Regions from separate parts of the Homo sapiens genome. Here region 2 is linked to region 1. A link is a contact called in ENCODE Hi-C or POLR2A ChIA-PET data. All regions are on one chromosome and are shown on one strand. The core of a region is the stretch at or near the end of the contact, and the rest is flanking DNA. Distances in the headings are between cores, read along the strand shown.

Region 1 (7,941 bases), core at 2,870-5,369:
GACGGGGAGAAGGGATGACTACAAGAGCCACTGCACAGCTGGAGTCAGAAGGACTTGGCCGAGGAATCCAGAATGGCTTCCGAGCTCTCCAGCCTGGGAACTGGGAGGCCACCAGGTGACATCACATACAGGGAATGGAGGAGAATCAGAGCAGGTGTGAGGAAAGATGAGTTCAGCTTTGGCCATCAAGGTACAGATGTCCTCCAGCAACGGAAATGCCAGGTGGAAGTTCAGGAGGGAAGTAAGCTGGGAAATGTGATTCTGAGAGGTATCTGCCCAGAGGGGATCACCGGAACCAAGACGGTGAATGAGATCCTTCAGGAAAAGTGTGTGAAAAGAAAAAGCTGGGCTGCTGAGGCGAGACCCTCCAGCAAAGGCTGGGCCAGCAGAGGATGTGGGGAGAGGGGTTTAGAAATAGGAGGACAGTACAAACTACAGGGGCCACTGAGCATGTACCACAGGACATGACAGCTGAGCTTCTCATGACAGATGAAGGGAGCATAGCCACAGGGTAATGGGCACAGAGCAATCACACAGCCACAGGGTAACAGGCACAGCAGCAATCACACGGCCACAGGATAATGGGCACAGAGCAATCACACAGCCACAGGGTAATGGGCACAGAGCAATCACACAGCCACAGGGTAATGGGCACAGCAGCAATCACACAGCCACAGGATAATGGGCACAGCAGCAATCACACAGCCACAGGGTAATGGGCACAGAAGCAATCACACGGCTACAGGATAATGGGCACAGAGCAATCACACAGCCACAGGATAATGGGCACAGAGCAATCACACGGCCACAGGATAATGGGCACAGAGCAATCACACGGCCACAGGGTAATGGGCACAGCAGCAATCACACGGCCACAGGGTAATGGGCACAGAGCAATCACACGGCCACAGGATAATGGGCACAGAGCAATCACACGGCCACAGGATAATGGGCACAGAGCAATCACACGGCCACAGGATAATGGGCACAGAGCAATCACACGGCCACAGGGTAATGGGCACAGAGCAATCACACGGCCACAGGGTAATGGGCACAGAGCAATCACACGGCCACAGGATAATGGGCACAGAGCAATCACACGGCCACAGGGTAATGGGCACAGCAGCAATCACACGGCCACAGGGTAATGGGCACAGCAGCAGTCACACGGCCACAGGGTAATGGGCACAGAGCAATCACACGGCCACAGGGTAATGGGCACAGCAGCAATCACACGGCCACAGGATAATGGGCACAGCAGCAATCACACAGCCACAGGGTAATGGGCACAGAAGCAATCACACGGCTACAGGATAATGGGCACAGAGCAATCACACAGCCACAGGATAATGGGCACAGAGCAATCACACAGCCACAGGATAATGGGCACAGCAGCAATCACACAGCCACAAGGTAATGGGCACAGCAGCAATCACACGGCTACAGGGTAATGGGCACAGAGCGATCACACGGCCACAGGATAATGGGCACAGAGCAATCACACAGCCACAGGGTAATGGGCACAGCAGCAATCACGCAGCCACAGGGTAACGGGCACAGCAGCAGTCACACAGCCACAGGGTAATGGGCACAGAGCAATCACATAGCCACAGAGCAATGGGCACAGAAGGAATCAGACAAGCCCTGCCTTCACTCTTTATAAACTTGCCTTGGGAACAGGCTTCAAACATTCTTCTAGCTTTCAGGGAAACGGTCCACCCCACAGCTCCTTCCAGTCAAAAACAAGGTACTCATGGCCCTAGCTCTGTGGGAGAAACCAGGGAGTAGATACAGAAAATACTGTGCTAGATTAAGCCTTCCTTCAGGGAACTAACGATTGACACAGACTTACCATGGAAAACATCTTGGGATGTTTAATCAGACATGGGTTTAAATCCTAGTTCAGCCATTTAAAAATGATGTGATTCTGGCCAGGTTCAGTGGCTAGCACTTGTAATCCCAGCTACTTGGGGGGCTGAGGCAGGTGGATCCCTGAGGCCAGGAGTTCAAGACTAGCTGGGGTAACACAGTGAGACTCCCCCTCCATCTCCGAAAAAAAAAAAGGGATGTGATCTTGGTCAGATTGCTTCTCCAAGCCTTCCTTCTGCATATGTGGGGATAATACAGACTTCATGTTATGCCTTTGGGGATCATGTGATATATACCAGTCAAGCCCTTGCTAGTGGGTTGGCACTGCTATCTCCTGACCCCATCTCCCCGGGACGCTATGATGGATAAATGAGATAGAGCTACAGTAAGAATCCAGTTACAGAGTCTAATTAGGTGCTCAGTAAATGTTGGTTTCCCCAAACCTTTTCATGGTTGGCAAGACCAGAATCTTGTCACTATTCTTTGCCTCCCCCAGCTCAGAAACATCAAAGGATGTAGGTCTTTATCAGGTATGTTTCCTTTGGCCCAGAAACTAAAACGAGGGTGCAAACACTGCTCCCTATTCCTCATTCCTGAGTCATCTCCCCTTTCCCAGGAGTGAGAGATGCTACTCCTTCCTCAGTCTGTCATGCCCCCAAGAGCTCATATTCCCCATTTTCACAGGCCAGACACCAGCAGAGAAAACACTGACTCCAGGAGACTAAGGACCATCTTACCCCTCCCACCATTTATGGGAGCGGCAGCAGGCCAAGGGCTCAGCACTATGTAACCCACTTGTGGAGGCAATCCATCTCATCTCACAGTGGCTGAGACCGACTCCCAGGGAGGGTTACGCTGCGAAGGGGACCTCCCTGGGGGTTACCGCCCTTCTTTCTGGCTCAGGAGGCTCTCCCAGGGTCCCAAAATATAGTCCCTCCTGACGCTGTAAATTTAATTTTATTGCATTATTGGCTTAGTTGAGCAGATGTTTGGCCCTAAACACCTGCCTTCCAGGCGCATTAAGTACGCACAGTTTGAAGTAGTAAGTCCCAGGGCGGTTACTAGCTGGAAAATACTCCGGTACTCTATCATGGATGGTTAACTAGTGCTTGCCACAGCCCGCTTCTTAGGTTTATTAAGCACCTACTCCATGCCAGACACTGTGCTAGGTGGTACACAGGTAAGATCTCTTCTATTCACAATCACCTTTTGAGGACTAGTATTCCTGCTCTAGAGATAAGGACACTGAGGCGCAGAAACGATTTGCTGAGGGTGTCCCAGCCTGAATGTGGTGGGGCTGGGAAGCAATTACGGCTGAGGGGCTCCAAGCCCTTAGAGCTCTGCCATTCCGCTCCTGAAAAGCTGTCTGGGGGCGGGGACCAGACCATTTCCCCCCAGCCTACTACTGCTGACACATCTCGGGGTGCCTCACCCCCAGCTCTCCCAGAACAGCCTCCTGGTCTTAGCAGCGTGTGCCAAGATTTAGCAGGGAGCATCTAGTTCCTATGGGCTCCCTCCCAGACCTTGCCTGTAAGATTCTGAATCCGGACGCACGCAGGTTCACAAAGTGATACCTCAGGAGCGCAGCCGCCCCCACCGCGGGTGTGACCCGCGCAACCCCACAAGGGACACTGTACCTCGGCGATCTCAATGCAAAGTCGCCCAAAACTCAGTGGGGAGACACACTTCCATTCTCCCCGCTCTGTCGATGAGGAAACGTCATGAGCGTAAGACACTTGGAGCGTTAAGACACTTGCTCAAGAACGCAGCTGCCGTTCAGGAAATGAGGCCGTCGGGGCGCCCAGGGGTGCTCGGAGGGAGCCCGTTTCCCAAAGCACGTGCGCGAGCCCCGGGCGCTTCCAAGGGCTCTAACTTCACGTCTGCTCCGTGTTTTCAAGCGCAGGGGGCCGGAGGCGGCAAGACGCGGCCCAACGCGCGGCGGGACCCGGACCACCCCCCGCCAAGGCCACCCCGGGACCCCTAGACCCGCCCCGACGCGGGGGACGTTTCGGTCCGGGCCCGCGCGAGCGTGCGCGACAGGAGGAGACGCGACGGGGCAGCACCGCTCTGGTGGCGCATTGCTGGACGCAGCCCGGGGCCGGGGAGCCGCGGCACCCACCTAGGTCCATGGCGGCGACGCCGGCGGCTGCGCGGGGCTAACGCCCCCTCCCCTCCGAGAACTCGAACGCGGCGCGGGACGCACGGCACGATGGGAGACGCAGGAGCCACGGCGGCCGCGCTTAGGCCTGCTCACAACCTCCGCCCGGCCCCGCCCACAGCCTCCGCCGCGCACGCGCAGTCCTCACGAACGAGCGCGCCAAGCGCACAGCGCCGCCTTCCGGCAGAGCCCTCCCACCAGCCCTCAGGTACCCGGACGTCGCTCACTAGACCCCTCCGCACCGTCCCCTGCCCGGCCCCTCTTCCGGGGTCCCAGCGGGTCGGGCTCATGATTCCCCGGCCCCGCATTCACCCTCACCCGGTAACCCCGGGCGTGCCCCGCACACAGTTCACCCCCACCGAGCGCCTCCCCCGGGACGCCCACCACCCAGCGCGGCCGCACCACGCGAGGCTTCCACTCCCACCCGCCCAGCTCGCGCCACATACAGTCCCTCAACGCGCTCCTGCCGCGCCGCCCCCTCCAGACAGCAGCGTTCCGGATCCTAGACGCTTTTTGACGGCTGGTCCTCCCCAGAAAATGCGCCGTGTGAGCCCAAACATGGTGGGGTTTACGCTGGACCCCGAGCTTGCAATCTGTGCTTGACAAAACACAAACATCGCGTGCCTGTCTCCTCCCCCTGAGATCGAGTAGTAACAGCCACTCCAACTCTCCACCTCCAGCTTCTAGCACCAGGGACCGCCTCCACCACCCCATGTGCCAAGTGGAGTTCGAGCTGCGCGGCCCTCAAGCAGCTGAAGGGTCCCGTGAGCGATCAGGAGAAGCTGCTGGTCTACGGCTTGTACAAACAGGCCACCCAGGGCGACTGCGACATCCCCGGCCCTCCGGCCTCAGACGTGAGAGCCAGGGCCAAGTGGGAGGCTTGGAGCGCGAAAAAAGGGGCGTCCAAGATGGACGCCATGAGGGGCTACGCGGCCAAAGTGGAGGAGCTGACGAAGAAGGAAGTGGGGGGCGTGGAGCGCGAACAAAGGGGCGTGCAAGATGGACGCCATGAGGGGCTACGCGGCCAAAGTGGAGGAGCTGACGAAGAAGGAAGTGGGGGGCGTGGAGCGCGAACAAAGGGGCGTCCAAGATGGACGCCATGAGGGGCTACGCGGCCAAAGTGGAGGAGCTGACGAAGAAGGAAGTGGGGGGCGTGGAGCGCGAACAAAGGGGCGTCCAAGATGGACGCCATGAGGGGCTACGCGGCCAAAGTGGAGGAGCTGACGAAGAAGGAAGTGGGGGGCGTGGAGCGCGAACAAAGGGGCGTCCAAGATGGACGCCATGAGGGGCTACGCGGCCAGAGTGAGGAGATGAGGAAGAAGGAGGCTGGCTGAGGGCTCCTCGGGAATGGAAAGGGCTTCTTAGACCTTGATGGCTGAAATGTCCTGAAACTGTCGCAAGCTTAGCCGAGACATCAATAAATCACTTAAACTGCATGAGAGTGACTGCTGTTGGAAAGGAGAAACTCGGTGACTGAGTGCTGGGGAGGCGTCCAAATACACAGACTAACTTTTTGTATGGTTTTGGGTGGAGTTCCCAGCTCTCCTATTACAAGAGCGTATGTAGGTATTTGGAAGGACGAGGGGGACAGTGTGCTGTGGAAATGCCCAAGATCTGAGGGCAGGAGACCATTCTCCAGTGACAGCCTCTTGGGAGGTTGAGGCCCCAGCCCCTTATCTCTTCAAGGCTGATTTACTAATACCCCAGCACCACAGAGGGGAGAGGGACTCTGTCCTCCTAAACACTAAAGTCAAGTCCAAAAGCCCCCACTGGAACACAGGGCCTACCCGGTTCATGTTTTGAGGGAGACCAAGCTTTCCGTGATGATAATGTGATGAAACAATTGATGCGCCAGAACACAGCAGTTTAGAAACAATGGAGCAGATGGTGTCAAAATCCCAGCCCCAGAAAGGCTCACCTAAGGCCGGGCAACCAAAATGTTCCCGGGACTATTCTGTACTTAACCCTGGTTTCTGCTTAGGGGACGGTGGGACAATATGCATATGGATGTCTATGTGGGATTTGTTGCAAGAGCACAACACACCCCTTGACCTATGCAAGTGCCAGAGTGTCTGAGCCCAGCTTCTACTCCTGTTAATGATCACAGGAGCCTCATACACAACCATTGTGCATGGCGGCTGGAGTATGGAGTAGTAAATGGTATCCAGAAAGGCAGGTCTACGGTGGCATATGGGATTTCCTGGTACTTCTTCTTTAATAGAAACTATCTTCACAGATCATGACATCAGGTCAGCTGCAGTTCTCACTGGGACCAATAAACAATAGAAGCAACAACCATAAAGACTTAAGAGGACAAAGGAAACCAAACCTCACTGTGTGTCTTCAAGATCTGTTCACATAGTTGCAGGAAGTTGCTGTAGACAAAGTACATTACTAAAGAATGAAGCCCACCCAGGACATCACAGCAACGAAAGAACTATTTCTGGTAACTGTGGACCAGGTGAGAGCCACACTGTAGAACAGCAGTGCTGCCCTCTCTTCTTTGGCGAATGTTATGAAGACATTCTGATGCACTTAGGATCATGATTCATGTTAAATGTAAATTAATTGTAAAAATAATACATCTTGCTCCAAAATGTGGTGACAATTTAGAAGCTGTCCACATAGCCAGACCACTCTGTAAATCACAGAACCTAGAAAGTAAAAATGTGCCATAATTAGGACAGCAGAAAGTAACAGTAAAATAAAGTTTTAAAAAAAAAAACAGAAAATAAGGATTTATCTATTTGTATTTGCTTAAGAAGAGGTTACCTATAGGATGCAGGGGGAATGGGATTGATGGGCATGGGGTATACTGTGAAAGGAAAATAAAATCTTGGGACCAAATTCACTAAGCGAAAAGGAAAAGTTAAGCTTGGAAATTGAGTCATGGAATATGCAAAAAACTTCCTTTTGTTCCTAAACAGATAAGCTACAAGACAGAAGGCCACATATCTCCCCAGGTGGTCTCCCTCACCTGACAATATAAATTAACAGCTTATCTTCATAGGTAAGGGACAAAGACAACACCAGAAACCATCCCTCACCAGCCGAGACAAAACATAGATGTACTGAGCTGAATGCATAACTGTTCCTCTGCCTGCTGCTTTCACTGTAACATATAGATTTGGTGAGCAGTAAATGTAGATTTACTGAGCTGAATGCATAACTGTTCCTCTGCCCGCTCCTTTCACTGTAACATGTAGATTTGGTGAGCGCTAAATGTAGATTTACTGAGCTGAATGCATAACTGACTGTTCGTCTGCCCGCTCCTTTCACTGTAACATGTAGATTTGGTGAGCACTAAATGTAGATTTACTGAGCTGAATGCATAACTGAGTGTTCCTCTGCCCGCTCCTTTCACTGTAACATGTAGAGTTGGTGAGCGCTAAATGTAGATTTACTGAGCTGAATGCAAAACTGACTGTTCCTCTGCCTGCTCCTTTCACTGTAACATGTAGATTTGGTGAGTGCTAAATGTAGACTTACTGAGCTGAATGCGTAACTGTTCCTCTGCCCGCTCCTTTCACTGTAACATGTAGATTTGGTGAGCACTAAATGTAGATTTACTGAGCTGAATGCAAAACTGACTGTTCCTCTGCCTGCTCCTTTCACTGTAACATGTAGATTTGGTGAGTGCTAAATGTAGATTTACTGAGCTGAATGCAAAACTGACTGTTCCTCTACCCCCTCCTTTCACTGTGACATGTAGATTTGGTGAGCGCTGATCAAAGCCTAATAAGAATGTAACCACTTATCTCCCTACCTACCCTCCTGTATTTTTCCTTTCCCTCTTCCCTCCCTTCCTGCTCTTTCCCTTTTAAATACTTGTTAGGAATAATGCTCAAAATCCTAAGGAAATAGAACACTCGAACAAAGGATTCTTAGCAAAGCAATTTTACTTCTGTGCAGAG
Region 2 (7,941 bases), core at 2,964-5,463, 170 kb after region 1:
TTCCACCGTTCAGGAAGCCTTTTTTTTTTTTTTCCTTTGAAACAGAGTCTCGCCCTGTTGCCCAGGCTGGAGTGCAGTGGTGGGATCTCGGCTCGCTGCAACCTCTGCCTCCCGGGTTCAAGCGATTCTCTTGCCTCAACCTCCCGAGTAGTTGGGATTACAGGCGCCCGCCACCATGTCCGGCTAATTTTTGTAATTTTAGTAAAGACGGGGTTTTGCCATGTTAGCCAGGCTGGTCTTGAACTCCTGACCTCAAGTGATCCTCCCACCTTGGCCCCCAAAAGTCCTGGATGACAGGTGTGAGCCACCGTGCCCAGCCTCTATGTGACCTTTATATGTTTCTTAACCTCTTTGTGACTCAGTTTTCTCATTTGTAAAATAAAGAGAAGAGCATCTATATCACAGCTTTGTAGTGAGAGTTAGACGGGACGGCGTTCAGCCACCCTCAGAGCAGCGGCTGGCACACAGGGGAGCCCCTTCCTCTGCTCACTCCTTCCTCTTCCTCCACCTACAGGGTCAAGTCTTTACCACTCAAAAGGTAACTGTTTATCCCCAGGCAACCTCTATGTTCCTCTGGCTCAGCCCCAAGCTCCCTGACTCACCACAGCCTCCTCCTACCCCGGCTCCCTCTCCGCACTCACAAGCCGGCTCTCAGCGGGGCCACCAACAACACCCAGCGGAACCCGTCATCTTGTTCCGGTCCACGGCGCCCCCTGAAACTGCTGCTTTCCATCTTTTCCTCGAAACGCTTCCCGCACCTCTCCTGGCCCCTCTGCATCTGTGGCTTGTCCTTGGTCCCCTACGCCAGCCCCTCTGCCTGCCCCTGAATGCTGGGGGTGATGGTTTCACCCTTGGCTTTCTCCTCCTGTCCCGAAGATGAGTCCATCTGCTCCAGCACGCTAGACAACACCTGGCCGGCCCAGGCTCTCATCCTCACTGCCCCTGGACAACACCTGGCAGGCCCAGGCTCTCATCCTCACTGCCCCTGGACAACACCTGGCCGGCCCAGGCTCTCATCCTCACTGCCCCTGGACAACACCTGGCCGGCCCAGGCTCTCATCCTCACTGCCCCTGGACAACACCTGGCCGGCCCAGGCTCTCATCCTCACTGCCCCTGGACAACACCTGGCAGGCCCAGGCTCTCTCCCTCATTGGCCACTGGCATCTCTTCTGGGCTCTACCTGCCCGCAGTCTCACCTGTATCCCAAGGGAACCTCAAACTCAACATTTCTAAAATTGAGGTTACCGCCTTCCTCCAACCTGCTTCTCCCTCTGTATTTCTTATATAGACTGAAGACATCGCTGTCAACCCAGCTCCCCACATCAACCCTTTGGTAGTAGACTGGGCAAAGGGCCTCATTCTAAGAAACCCTTTTCAGCGGGTAACTGTGACTTTGTTGGCCAACAGAAACGGGTTAGCCCTGTATTCAGGGATATGACTTAAAGCTGTAAGAATTGGCCAGGCACAGTGGCTCACGTCTGTAATCCTAACACTTTGGGAGGCCGAGGCAGGTGGATCATTTGAGGCTGGGAGTTTGAGACCAGCCTGGCCAACACGGTGAAACCTCATCTCTAAAAATACAAAAATTAGCTGGGTGTGGTGGCGGGCACCTGTAGTCCCAGCTACTCTACTCGGGAGACTGAGGTAGGAGAATCACTTGAACCCGGGAGGCAGAGGTTGTGGTGAGCCAAGATCGTGCCACTGCACTCCAGCCTGGGCAACAAGAGCAAAACTCCGTCTCAAAAAAAGAAAAAAAGAAAAGTGTGAGAACCATTAGTTGGAAATAGGATGGGGCCACGAATAAAATCTAAGCGTACATTCCAAAATCAAGAGCTTAACAAAAGACCCAGTTAGCCTGAGGTACAGAACCAGGAGGTGCTCAAATCTGGGGCTGAGAGCCAGAGAGACGTCAGAAGGTGAGAAGTGCCCAGCCAGGACTCCACTCTGCGTTCTTTGTTTTGTTTTTGAGACGGAGTCTTGCTCAGTTGCCCAGGCTGGAGTGCAGTGGTGCGATCTCGGCTCACTGCAACCTCTGCCTCCGGGGTTCAAGCGATTCTCCTGCCTCGGCCTCCCGAGTAGCTGGGACTACAGGTGCCCGCCACCACACCCGGCTAACTTTTTGTATTTTTAGTAGAGACGGGGTTTCACCGTATTAGCCAGGATGGTCTCGATCTCCTGACCTCATGATCCACCTGCCTTCGGCCTCCCAAAGTGCTGGGATTACAGACGTGAGCCACCACGCCCGGCCCACTCTGCATTCTTACAAGGTGCCGTGTGTGGCTCCCAGGGCCTGAGCTGGGAGCCCAGAGTCTTCATCTCCTCCCTACTTCTCACTTCAACTCGACTTACTCACCTCCCAAGTTCTCCCGGACTCTGTCTCCTGTTTTACTTTCCTTGACAGCATTATCCACGAGTTCAGGACTTCTCTTTGCCTTAGGGACCACCACCTGGACGGCGCGGTGGCTCACACCTGGAATCCCGACACTTTGGGAGGCCAAGGCAGGAGGTTTTTACTACAACATCTCCAGGCAGGGCCCTTGTCTTATTCACTCTGTTTACATCCACCTGGGTGCCACTCCAGTGTTTCGCACAGAAAAATAACCACGTTGGTGCAATTACTTGTGCACCAACTTAAAGCAAGACCCCGCTTTACACCAAAAAAATTTTATATTAGTCAGGTGTGTTGGCACATACCTGTAGTCCTAGCTACCCCGGAGGCTGAGACGGGAGGATTGCTTGAGCAAGTCTAGGCTGCAGTGAGCTGTGATCACACCACTGCACTCCAGCCTGGGCAACACAGCGAGACCGTGTCTCAAAAACAAACAAAAATTTTTAATTAATTTTAAAATAAAGGCCATCCCATCCAAGCAAAAATTGGAAAATGTAATGTTCAACAACATATCCATATAGTCACTATTTGCAGACCTGCAACGTGCAGGACACTGCGTCCAGCATTGGGGACAGGTCCTCACAGAGTTTACGCTCTTGTAAGAAAACAGACATCAAATATCCCCAAAACATATGTAACTAGAAACTTTGATAAGCAGCATAAAAGAAACAGATAGGACACAAGTGCGTTTGATACCAGAAGGACAACCTCATCGGGGGTCAGGAATGATGAAACATCAAGCAAGAGTGAAGATGAAACACTTGGTAATATTTGATGAGCGAGGAGAATATTCGTGAGATAGTTAAGTGGAAACGACAAAACGACAGGTATATAGTTAAACCCCACTTTTGTATTTTTTTAAGTATATTTTACAGAAGAAAGGAAAGATATACAAATAAAGTGCAAAATGTTAGCAGTGGGGAGGTTTATGATTCCTATATTCTAGTGCTTTTCTACATTTTTCAAATTCTCAAAAAGTTTTTTTTTTTTTTTGAGACAGGGTCTCACTCTGTTGCCCAGGCTGCCGTGCAGTGGCACGATTCTGGGCTCAAGGGTCTTCCCACCTCTGCATCCTGCATATCTGGGACCACAGGTGTGTATCACCAAACCCGACTAATTTTTTATTTTATTTATTTGGGACAGCTTATTTATTTATTTTTTGAGATGGAGTTTCGCTCTTATTGCCCAGGCTGGAGTGCAATGGCGCGATCTCGGCTCACTGCAACCTCCACCTCCTGGGTTCAAGCGATTCTCCTGCCTCAGCCCCCCGCGTAGGTGGGATTGCAAGGCGTGAGCCACTACGTCCGGCTAATTTTGTATTTTTAGTAGAGATGGGGTTTCACCATGTTGGCCAGGCTGCTCTTGAACTCCCAACCTCAGGTGATCCGCCCACCTCGGCCTCCCGAAGTGCTAGGATTACAGGGATGAGCCACTGCGCCCGGCCGATTTTTAATTTGTTGTTGTGATAGAACATACATAACAGAAAATGTCCTATTTCAAGTGTGTTCCGGTGGACCGTCCTGCAGCATTAGGTGCATCTCCTGTTCTGCTACCATCACCACCATCTGTCTCCAGAACTTTCCATCTTCCCAAACTGAAATTCCGTCCTCAGTAAAGACTAACTCCGTTCCGTTCCGTTCCGTTCCCCTGCTCCCCAGCCCCAGCCCTTGGCAGCACCAAGCCTCATTCAGTTTTAAAATGCAAACATTCAAAGACCAAGCCTCATTCACACCTTCGGTGTAAGTTACTTTCATCTGCGAAACTCCCATCACTCAGAAAGGAATGCCCAGGTAAAGGCAGGAAGTACAGGTACACAGAGCTGGAGACAGGCCTGGGTGGCAATTTGGGATGGGGGTTGGGAGAAGAGATTTTACAAGTCAGATGGGAAGGAAAAGTAACTATTTGCTTTGAGGTTTGGCCCAGGGCCTTGGGAGCAGCCGGCGGATTCAGGTGTAAGAACTAGCCACCAAAAGCCTCTGCATCTCTTGTTCAAAGCTGATTGTCTCAGGTTTGACTGTCTCAGGCTTTGGTGTCTCGCAGAAGCACCAAAGGAGAGGACAGGGAGGAAGAAAGAAGGGGTGGAAAGGAGATACAGAGACTTAAGTCAAGAATGAGGCCTCCCGCCTCCCGGAAAGCAAACCTAGGAATACTCTTGACAGCTGGTCACACTGCACCTGCCTGAACAAGTCCAGTGACGGGTACAAGGAGGCCCCAACATTCCAGAGAAGCACATCCAGGCAGCTTCAGAAACCCCAAACCCAGGAACACAGAGGAGGCTGGAGAGGCTTCTGGCTTTTTCCTGATTGACTGACTGAGACAGAGTTTTGCTCTTATCACCCAGGCTGTAATGCAATGGCGCGATCTCAGCTCACTGCAACCTCCGCCTCCCGGGTTCAAGCGATTCTCCTGCCTCAGCCTCCCGAGTAGCTGGGATTACAGGCGCCCGCCACCATGTCTGGCTAGTTTTTGTAGTTTTAGTAGAGACGGGGTTTCACCATGTTGGCCAGGCTGGTCTTGAACTCCTGACCTCAGGTGATCCGCCCGCCTCAGTCTCCCAAAGTGCTGGGATGACAGGCGTGAGCCACTGTGCCCAGCTCCTGATCTGTGGTGGTTGTTGCTGCTGTTAATGTCTCACCTCTCACTACAACTCCCCATTCAACTTTCTCTAAAACCACCTCACTCATACAAACGTTGCCCTGGCTCAAGCAACTGCTAAAATGCTCACGAACGTCCCTGTTCCCCAAGAAGTACATGGTGGGCTTGCTCCCAGCACAGCAAAAAGTCATCATTCCAGTCTTTAGTTTATCCAAAACTCCCTTTCTCTGGCTAAGAGCTATCACTTCTTTAGATAATCTTTGCTTTTTCTTCCCTGATATCACCAATAGTAGCAGCTGATTCTCGTTGCAAAAGAGCCATTTTTCACAAAGAAAGTTTTAATGACTTAAGAGTTAGCAGCTGGGCTGCAATGCAAATCTATGTCTTAGCAGAATTATGACCTGTCAGGAATCTCTGGGATGGATGAAAGCTCTCAAGATTCAAGACAATGTTAGATCCGCACATTCTCAGTATCTACCGTCTCTGTCTCTATTTTTCTCCTCCTTCCCTCTTTCAAGAGACGGATCTCACTCTGTCACCCAGGCCGTAGTGCAGTGGCACCGTCAATGGCTCACTGCAGCCTCAACCTCCCGGGCTCAAGCAATCCTCCCACTCCAGCCCTCCAAGTAGCTAGGACTACAGGCATGCACCACTACACCCGGCTAATTTTTTTATTTTTTATAAAGACAGGGTCTTGTCATGTTACCCAGGCAGGTCTCGAACTCCTGGGCTCAAGCGATCCTCCCGCCTCAGCCTCCCAATGCTAGGATTACAGGCGTGAGCCACTGTGCCCGGCTCTCCTCCCCTCTCTTTTCTCTTTATTAACAGGAGTATCCCATGTTTTTTGTTTTTTTTTTGTTTTTTTGTTTTTTTTTTGAGACAAGGTCTGGCTCTATCGCCCAGGCTGGAGTGCAGTGGTGCAATCTCGGCTCACCACAGCCTCTGCTTCCCGGGCTAAAACCATCCTCCCACTTCAGCGTTCCGAGTAGCTCAGACCACAGGCGTGCACCACCACGTCGGCTCATTTTTGTATTTTTTGTAGAGATGGGGTTTCGTCATGTTCCCAAGCTGCTCAAACTCCTGAGCTCAAGCGATCTGCCCGCCTTGGCCTCCCAAAGAGCTGGGATTCCAGGCGTGAGCCAACGTGTCTGGCCATCCCACACATCCCTGGGATTTGTAGAACAAGGCTCTGGGTAATGAAAGAGTCTGGGGATAAACACTTTTGCCCATCTCCCATCCAATGCAGCCAAGAAAACTGTTCATAACAACCCTGGGAGGTGAGTCAGTGATCCAATGGGAGGCTGGAAGGAGTATAGAAAAGGGAGGTAAGAGAAGCAAAAGTAAGGCCAGGTGCGGTGGCTCACGCCTGTCATCCTAGCACTTTGGGAGGCCGAGGTGGGCGGATCACGAGGTCAGGAGATCGAGACCATCCTGGCTATCATGGTGAAACCCCGCCTCTACTAAAAACAGAAAAAATTAGCCAGGCGTGGTGGCAGGCGCCTGTAGACCCAGCTACTTGGGAAGCGGAGGTTGCAGTGAGCCGAGATTGTGCCACTACACTCCAGCCTGGGCGACAGAGACTCCATCTCAAAAAAAAAGAAAAAAGAAAAGAAAAGGGAGGTAAAAGAAGCAAAATTAGGACTGGGTGCTGTGGCTCACACCTGGAATCCCAGCACTTTGGGAGGCCAGGGCAGGCAGATCGCTTGAGCTCACAAGTTCCGGACCAGCCTCGGCAACAAGGCGAAACCCCGTCTCCACAGAAAATAAAATAATCAGGCGTGGTGGTGCACACCTGTGGTCCCAGCTACTTAGGAGGTTGAGGCAGGAGGTTGCAGTGAGCCAAGATTACGCCATTGCACTCCAGCCTGGGTGACGGAAGTAAAACCTTGTCTCAAAAAAAAAAAAAAAAAAAGCAAAAGTAGCCAGGATGGTTTGCAGGAGGAGCAGAAGGAGGCGGGCTCAGTGGGAGATGGCCCACGTAACCAGTCAGACAGCGATGGTTTGCGGGAGGAGCAGAAGGAGGCATACTCCGTGGGAGACGGCATAACCAGCCAGACAGCACTGGCTCTCAGAGGCAGAGAACAAAAGGGACGGGCTTAGAGGGAGAAGTGAAGCCCATTTCAAAAGAACTCCTAGAGACAGCCGTGCCCACTCGCCCCCTCACCAGCTTTTCTTTAATTACTGAGTCTGCACGTGATGTTCCTTATACCACCTGGACTCTCACCAACCCCAGCTGCTTGTGTTAACAAAGTCAACCTCTCTGAGAATCTGGGCTGGTGGTCATTAGCAAAGAGAGGCGAGGATAAACATCCTAGATAAAGGGAAACCACAGATTGTAAACTTGAAGAGGACTCTGGCCAAGAATCTGGAGGAGTTACTTAATTCACAGGGTTGTGGTAAGGGACTAATGAGAATGCAGACGAAGGTGTTTTGCAAAGAAAGTGCCATAAGCATGCGTCACTAGGAAAGCTGATGTATGAGCAGTCTGCAAAGTGGGGGTCTCAAGAGCACAGAGTCCAGGCAGCGGGGGTCTCAGCCACAGCACCACCTCTTTAAAAAGCGACACCCAGCTAACTTCACATCTCATTCCAAAGAGTGGCAGTTTGGGTAACGTGCTCTGCCAAGCACATCTGACTTCATCAGAAAAGCATTCGGTGAGATTTCCTATGGAATCCTTGTGGACAACATAGATCCACAGGCTGGATAATGTGAACTGGTAACTGGCCAACCACCACACCCCTGAAGCTTGGATTAGTGGATGAATACCATTAACCTAGAGGGAAGTTTCTCACTGTGTTCTAAAAAGATCCATTCTGGCTGTGCTCATCTCAACATTATCCTTAATTCCCTTGAAAAAGTACTGGAAGGTTGGGCGCGGTGGCTCACGCCTGTAATCCCAATACTTTGGGAAGCGGAGACAAGCTGATCACCTGAGGTCAGGAGTTTGAGACCAGCC

What was found. A loop is a pair of places that touch in the nucleus more often than their neighbours do. ChIA-PET counts read pairs that join two places held with the same protein, here RNA polymerase II (POLR2A). Pooled maps may share reads with other maps.
Region 2: a pooled map of posterior vena cava shows a loop between it and region 1 (39-fold over the local background). The contact joins the enhancer-like site here to the promoter of GEMIN4 in region 1. A Hi-C loop is called at or near these places in 1 of 50 pooled maps. POLR2A ChIA-PET finds 5 or more read pairs at or near these places in 4 of 52 experiments (AG04449, AG04450, MCF 10A and 1 more).

Annotation. Positions count from the first base shown.
Region 1 is chr17:748,145-756,085 of GRCh38, forward strand. It overlaps GEMIN4 (gem nuclear organelle associated protein 4), which reads right to left and starts at 4,120. Exons shown (of 2, transcript NM_015721.3): 1 at 3,989-4,120. The coding sequence starts at 3,998. It also overlaps the pseudogene DBIL5P. RefSeq lists an enhancer at 3,400-3,459 and silencers at 3,640-4,059, 4,240-4,499.
Region 2 is chr17:920,703-928,643 of GRCh38, forward strand. All of the region lies in intron 1 of NXN (nucleoredoxin), which reads right to left. Among named protein-coding and RNA genes, the nearest start is that of NXN, 55 kb to the right of the region's middle. RefSeq lists enhancers at 3,136-3,692, 3,693-4,248, 6,427-7,317. Within about 2 kb of position 4,214, at least 5 of the 41 ENCODE cell types and tissues checked have a DNase peak (open chromatin) inside an H3K27ac peak, as active enhancers do.